Regions from separate parts of the Mus musculus genome. Here region 2 is linked to region 1. A link is a loop called in an ENCODE intact Hi-C map of the cell type or tissue named here. Cell type or tissue: heart. All regions are shown on one strand. Each heading gives the region's core, and the rest is flanking DNA. Links, peaks and the distances in the headings are about the cores only.

Region 1 (3,598 bases), core at 387-2,886:
TGAACTCCTGGCCCTTCTGTTTCCTCCTTCCAAGGGCTGGAATCATAGGCATGCGCCACCACACCTGACTTGAGGGGAAGTCTCTTAAAGTATAAAATGTAAAAAGGACAAAATAAATATTATTACTGATTACATAGTAAAAAAAAAAAAATCGATAAGAGCATCAACACCGCATTTTAGAAAAGCCAGAACACAGAAACAGCAAGCAGGCCCATCAGGGAGGAAATGGTGCATATGACCCACTTCTACCATGAACAGACAGTTTTTAAAAGCATAAAGGAATCAGTGGGGTAGCTCAGTGGATTGAAGCACTTGCTTCAAAGCTCAACCACCTAAGTTTTATCCCCAGGACCTACATGGTGGAAGAAGAAAGCTAGGTCCCACAAATTGCTCTCTGCTCTCCATACATGTGCCATGGCACCCCTAAAACACAAAATGAGTAAGAACACAGAATGAAGAAGAAATAGGAGGAGGAAGAGGAGGAGCAGGAAGAAGAAGAGGCAGAAGAGAGAGGGGCAGCAACATGGCTCAGTTCAAGCCTGAGTTCTATCTCCAGAGCTCTCATGAAGGCAGGAGAAAGCCAGTTGTACAAGGTTGCCTATGCCCTCCAGATTTACACACGTGCACACACACACATGCATACATGCACACACATGCACACACACACACACACACAAAAGTACAGGAATTGGTTAATATGAATGACTTGGGTTTTACAGTTTATAAGAATGTGTAAAGGGGCTGGAGAGATGGCTCCGTGGTTAAGAGTGTTTGCTCAGCCAGACAGTGGTGGTCCATGCCGTTAGTCTCAGCACTGGGGAGGCAGCGGCAGGTGAGTTCGAGACTAGCCTGGTCTATAGACTGAGTTCCAGGACAGGCAAGGCTATGCAGTGTGTGTGTGTGTGTGTGTGTGTGTGTGTGTGTGTGTGTGTGTGTGTGTGTGTGTGTGTGTTGAAAATGTAAAGGACATTGAACAGAAAACAATAATAGAAAAACAGGCAAGCATAGACAGACAAAAGCTCCCCAAATATAAGGAAGTAATTTGTGGGGTCTTTCAGGGGCTTTCCAGGGCATCAAAGGATTTTTAAAAAGTCAAAACAAGCCAATGCAATACAATGTAGAGATGTGAGTGGGGAGCTCTAAAAGAATCAACATTTTCTACCATCTCTCGATATATGTAAATACCTACACGAAGTCTGACTAAATTTCTCAAGATATGTATTTTTAAAAATGGGTAGGGATCAAGATTATTTGCTTCGTGGCATGTGCTTCCAGAACAGTTCTAAGCAATGAGGCCTATTTTTCCAAATGGGTTCTCAAATATCTCTCCTGGGTCCCTAGCCTTAAAGAACCATGTGGCCAGAGCCTGCAGTTTCTCCACTTTTCCAGAAGGGGGCAGAGGCACCATGAGTGGTCCACTTGGGCAAAGCGCCCCATGCCCTGAAATTGTAGGGCTGGACTCCACCTGCAGGACCCGTGAAGCTTGCCTGCTTTGCCTCCATTTAGAGACTGCTTATTTTTAAAGTTACTCTGCAAAGCACAGATTCAAGTGTTTGCCTTTGGATGCTTGTTCTAAAAATTCTGAACATACATTTGAATTTAGGATAAGGACTTGTTGCAGTAAAATAATGCTCACTACAATTTTATTAAAGCATATAATAGAACAACATGGTATTATTAAAGCATATAATAGAAAAACACAGTATTATTACCCAAAGAAAAAGCAAATGTGGCCAGCACCCATCATTCCAGCACTCAGGAGCTCAAGAAGCAGGACACCAGTCTGGGCTAGGTAGTTCAACCTTGTCTGCAAAGAAGAAGAAGAAGAGGAGGAAGAGGAGGAAGAGGAGGAGGAGGAGGAAGAGGAAGAGGAAGAGGAAGAAGAAGAAGAGGAAGAGGAAGAGGAAGAGGAAGAGGAAAAGGAAAAGGAAAAGGAAAAAGATGAAAAAGAAAAAGAAAAGGAAAAAGAAAAAGAAAATCAAAAAGGAAAGGAAAAGGAAAAAGAAAAAGAAAAAAATCTGTAAGAGTGAATGAGTCGCCCTTGAGTTGTATGTGTTATGAGAGACTAGATTTGGTATGGCTAGGATTTAGCTCATTTCCCCCCAGGGAGGTAAATTATCTCATTGAGGAAATCTGTAAATTTAGCCCTTGTTAACTACATTCTTTTGTGGTTTGGTTCAAGAAGCATAAATTGTTGGCCCATAATTCCAGCACTTTAAAGAATGAGGCAGGGAGACCATCGTTTTGAGGCTATCCTGGGCTACACATTGAGGACTAGTTTTCAAAAAAGAATGTAAGTTATGACTTTGTATGAAAAGATACATCAGACTTAAATTATCATTCTTTGGGTCCCATTCTTCCAGGGGTGCCTAATCTATATTCCAGAAAACTTAATCATACAAAAAAGCAGGTTTGATTATTGAATTTGCTGACTCTTTTGAGAAAGGGTCAAAGAAACAGAAAGCTGAGGTTTGAAGAGTTGAACCATACAAAAACAAAGTCTTAGGAACGGAAAATGATGGTGCCAGTCAGGAGGTGGTGGTGCACACCTTTAATCCCAGCACTGGAGAGGCAGAGGCAGACAGGTCTCTGGGTTTGAGGCCAGCCCAGTCTCCAGGGCAAGCTCCAGGACAGCCAGGGCTACACAGAGAAACCCTGTTTCAAAAACAAAGCAACAGGGGCTGCAGAGATGGCTCACCAGTTAAGAGCACTGACTGTTCTTCCAGAGGTCTTGAGTTCAAATCCCAGCAACCACGCGGTAGCCCATAACCATCTGTAATGGGATTTGATACCCTCTTCTGGTGTGTCTGACAGTGTACTCATATAAATAAAAATAAATATATCTTTTAAAAAAACCCAAAGCAACAACTAAAAAAACAAAAACAAAAACAAATATTACCATCAACTTTAAAGACATAAGGAAGAAGTCCAGACACAAAGCTCGTGTCAGATGATGCAAAACTGAATTAACCAAAACCGCAGAAAAGGAGCCGTAGACACAGAAGGGTGGTCAGGCCTGTGGGAGCTGATGGCTCACCAAGTGGCAAGGCCTTGCCTGAGGGTTCTGCATCTGTGTTCCTTCTTCCTCAGGACTGAGGTCAGAGGAGACTGTCCAGCTTCACACCACCTCCAAAGTCAACATCTGCAGGCCTGCCTGTTATGGTCTGGGCACAGCCTGACTGGAGCCTGGGATGTGCCTTTTATTACATAGGTATTTGATTTTGACACAATGGATGTCAAAGGTTATTGACATTCTGAGTATCTTTCACAAAACTAAGTGTGAGTAACTCTTGTGGCTGGGGACAGTAGCTCTATGTGGTCCAATACTTACCTACGTAAGGCCCTATGTTCAGTGTCCAGCACCTATAAACATAAAAGACATGATGGGGGGCGCTCAGCAGGTAAAGGTGCTTGCCACCAAGGCTGATAATCAGCTGAGCTCTGTACCTGGGGACCCACATAGTGGAAGAGAACTGCAAGCTGTACTCTGACCTCCATACCGGTGCAGGGGCACTTCTGCACCCCTCCTCAGCAAAATGAATAATAAATGTAACTTAAAAAATTAAAAATTAAAGAGTTCAATTCCCAGCTCCTGTCA
Region 2 (3,598 bases), core at 336-2,835, 190 kb after region 1:
CTCCAGTCTCAACTGAGCTCAGTGCTTAGCTTAAGACATTGTGTCTTGGTAATTTTTTTGCCTATAATCTTAATCATACTCTCGTATCACTGAAGCATACTGCCTTTGTTAGTGGAGGTAGAAGGAAACTGAGGCAAATGTGTGGGGAGTCCAGTGGCTATTTTGATTGGTGAGTTCACTTCACTCAAAGGATGGCCCTTAGCTCCTCAATTCTGCACATAGGGCTTTTGGCCAAGGTAAAGGCAAGGTTTTTCATATATGCTCTCTAGGTTTCAGCCGCACAGTGGTGCGTTCCGGTAGCTGTAAGATCAGCAGCTGCGGAGCATCTTCCCGGTTCCGTGTTAAAGGATTCCTTGTTGGCTGTGCAGCTCGGGGTAGGCAGTCGGCTGTTCATAAGGAAATGCTCCAGTCAAGTACAATGATTCCACGTTTGCGCATGTGTGAGGAGGTACCAGGACAACGTACCGGGACAACGCCCACCTGCCACGCCTCGGGGGCCCATTGGAGATCGTGTGCTGTGCTCGCTGAGTTTTCCCCCCCGAGTTGTTTTTAGGGCAGGTGCATTGGGCGTTAAATGCTTTTAGCCCCTTTCCTATTGGGCCGCACCAGCATTGCTTCAGAGACATGTTTGTCTCCCTGGGTTTGTTTAGTGGCTCCTCCATCCTCCTGTCCTTGACGAGTGTCCCCCTCCCCCGCCCCGAGAGCTGTGCAGAAGACAGCATTTCAGGCAGAATACCGGTCTTCTCCCTTCACATCTTGGGTGCGACTATAAAGTACCATGAAATGAGAGGGTTGGGTAAAGTCCGCTCTTCTGATAGGCTACTGCTGAGCGGCTCTTGGCTTTCTCAACGGTGTGCATTTGGGTCTTTTATAAGGTAATGGTTTCCTAAAATGCAAGTATAAATTATATCAACCCTTTCCTCATAAACCTTGAAGGTCTGTCCTCTTCTGCCCAATTAAATACATCTTTATGCCAACTTAATGCCGTCTGTCATATGGGCATGCTCCTTACTGGAACTCACTTGAGTATTTCTATCACAGACTCTCTGGGCCTACCATTTTCCAATTCTTTTGTTGTATTTTTGAGACAGGGTCTCATTATGTAGCCCTGGATGGCTTGGGACTCACTATGTAGATCATCAGGCTGGCCTTAAACTCATGGAGTCCCCAACATGGGTGCTGAGAACAAACTCCGATTATCTGGAAAAGCAGAAAGTGCTCTTAACTGCTGAACCATCTCTCCAGACCCTATTTTTGAATTTTAAGGAGAAAAATCATCAGGAATTGGTTACTTTAAAAGGAGTGCCAGGGGGCTGGAGAGACGGCTCAGCGGTTAGGAGCACTGAGTGCTCTTCCAGAAGTCCTGAGTTCAAATTCCAGCAGCCACATGGTGGCTCACAACCATCTGTAATAAGATCTGATGCCCTCCTCTGGTGTGTCTGAAAACAGCTACAGTGTACTTACATATAAAAAAATAAATTAATCTTTAAAAAAAAAAAAGGACCACCAAGAGCATTGGATTGTGGTATCTGCCTTTAATTTCAGCTCTCAGGACACAGAGGTGGGCAGATATCTATGAGTTGAGTTCAAGGTCTACATAGCAAGATCCAGGCCAGTCAGGCCTACACAGAGAGCCCCAGTGTCAAAACAAAACAAAACAAAACAACAGCAGACAGCTATAGTGTACTTACATATAATAAATAAATAAATCTTTAAAAAAAGAAAAGAATAAAAAAACCAAAACCAAACAACCCTCCCTAAAAACCTAAAATGAGTATGAACAATAGGTGGCGCTGGAGAGATGGCTGAGTAGTTAAGAGCTCTACAGGGTAGTTAGTTTATGGCTGCTTGGAACTCCAGTTCCAGTTCTGGCCTCTGAGCATTAGGCACACACACATTAAAACAAAAATTCGTTGGTGTGGAAGTGGGAAGGGAACAGGAAAAGGTAGGCATGGTTGCATAGGCCTATAATCCTAGCACTCAGGAGGCTGAAGCTGAAAGACCATGAATTTAAGGACAACCTGGACTACATAGTAGTTTCAGGCAAGCCTGAGCTATACAGTGAGATTCTACCTCTGAAACAACAGCAACAAACCCTTAATATTCTTAATAAAAGAATATTATGCCGGGCGTTGTGGCGCATGCCTTTAATCCCAGCACTCGGGAGGCAGAGGCAGGCAGATTTCTGAGTTCGAGGCCAGCCTGGTCTACAAAGTGAGTTCCATGACAGCCAAGGATATACAGAGAAACCCTGTCTCGGAAAACCAAAGAAGAAGAAGGAGGAGGAGGAGGAGGAGGAGGAGGAGGAGGAGGAGGAGGAGGAGGAGGAGGAGGAGGAGGAGGAGGAGAAGAAGAAGAAGAAGAAGAAGAAGAAGAAGAAGAAGAAGAAGAAGAAGAAGAAGAAGAAGAAGAAGAAGAAGAGGAGGAGGAGGAGGAGGGAGGAGGAGGAGAAGAAGAAGAAGAAGAAGAAGAAGAAGAAGAAGAAGAAGAAGAAGAAGAAGAAGAAGAAGAAGAAGAAGAAGATGATGATGATTAAGGAAACAAGACATGTTAACCATCGAAGTATTTTTATTTTAAGCATATCTAAGGCTTAAGAAATGCTTATTATTTTGGAACTATGTGTACCTAGTGATATTATTATATACATGCTTACCACTGTTAAAATTACTTGCATAGTTAAATAACATTTTATCAAGGTTTGAAGCAACAGAATCTTGTATCCCTACGCATAAACAGGAACCTAACACAATTTGTTGGCTCAGAAAAAAAAAATCCTTATTTACTCAAAAGAAAAAAACAAGATGTAAACTGAAGTTCCTTTGAAATTTGATATTTTTGGGCTCTTACTAGTTGGTGACTAAGGTAGTAATTCCATCCCAAAAGAACAAACTCACCTGTGAGGTCACAGCACATTTGATGTTAGAGTTGTCCACTGGTAGTTGTAAGCATTTGATACAGATGGCAAATCTGCAATGGCTGACATTTCTCGGATACAATAGTATTTCCATATAATACACGTATAACCTTTAAGTCACTTGCAGACTGCTTAAAATGTGAACTACAGCATAAATGCCCTCCGAGTGAGTGTGGTGTGCTGTGTAGACTGTAGCATGTGAAAGTCTGTATACATAAATCTCCAGTCAGTGGAGTCCACAGGACAGAGCCCACACAGGACCATTGTTTATGACTTTGTTTGTATTTCAGGTAGGGTTTCTTTGCTCTCTGTGTAACCCTCGATGTCCTGGAACTCCCTCTGTAGACCAGGTTGGCTTCCAACTTGCAGAGATCTGACTGCCTCTGTCCCCACTCCCCACTCCCCACTCCCATCCTCCCACTCCCAGCCCCAGTGCTGGGATGAAAGGTGTGTGTCACCACCACACAGATGTTTACTCTTTCAAACCATGTATTTTTATTCATGTGTGCTTGTGTGTATATGTGTGTGTGTACACATGTGTATGGGTGCCCAAGGAGGTCAGACGAGAGCTCTGCATCCCTTAGAGCTGGAGTTACAGTCAGTTGTTCTCGTACCTGGACCCAAACTTGGGTCCTATAGGAGCAGTGTGTGCCCTTAACTGCTGAGCCATCTTTTCAGTTCCTG

What was found. Hi-C counts contacts between places; a loop is a spot of excess contacts. Peaks named below come from ENCODE experiments on the same cell type or tissue, not always from the same donor. Only the 100,000 strongest peaks of a DNase experiment are listed, where the experiment ranks them.
Region 2: it touches region 1 in a loop (2.5-fold over the local background); 2 of 42 quality-filtered maps call a loop at or near these places.

The regions. Positions count from the first base shown.
Region 1 is chr12:84,247,210-84,250,807 of GRCm38, reverse strand. No RefSeq gene overlaps it. Among named protein-coding and RNA genes, the nearest start is that of Mideas, 30 kb to the right of the region's middle. In heart, for the core only: no CTCF peak of the experiment used is centred there; a DNase peak (open chromatin) is centred at 1,407.
Region 2 is chr12:84,059,353-84,062,950 of GRCm38, reverse strand. It overlaps Acot3 (acyl-CoA thioesterase 3), which reads right to left. Exons shown (of 4, transcript NM_001346701.1): 4 at 2,551-3,598. Among named protein-coding and RNA genes, the nearest start is that of Gm40474, 7.4 kb to the right of the region's middle. In heart, for the core only: a CTCF peak has its summit at 1,782 (motif pointing right); no DNase peak of the experiment used is centred there.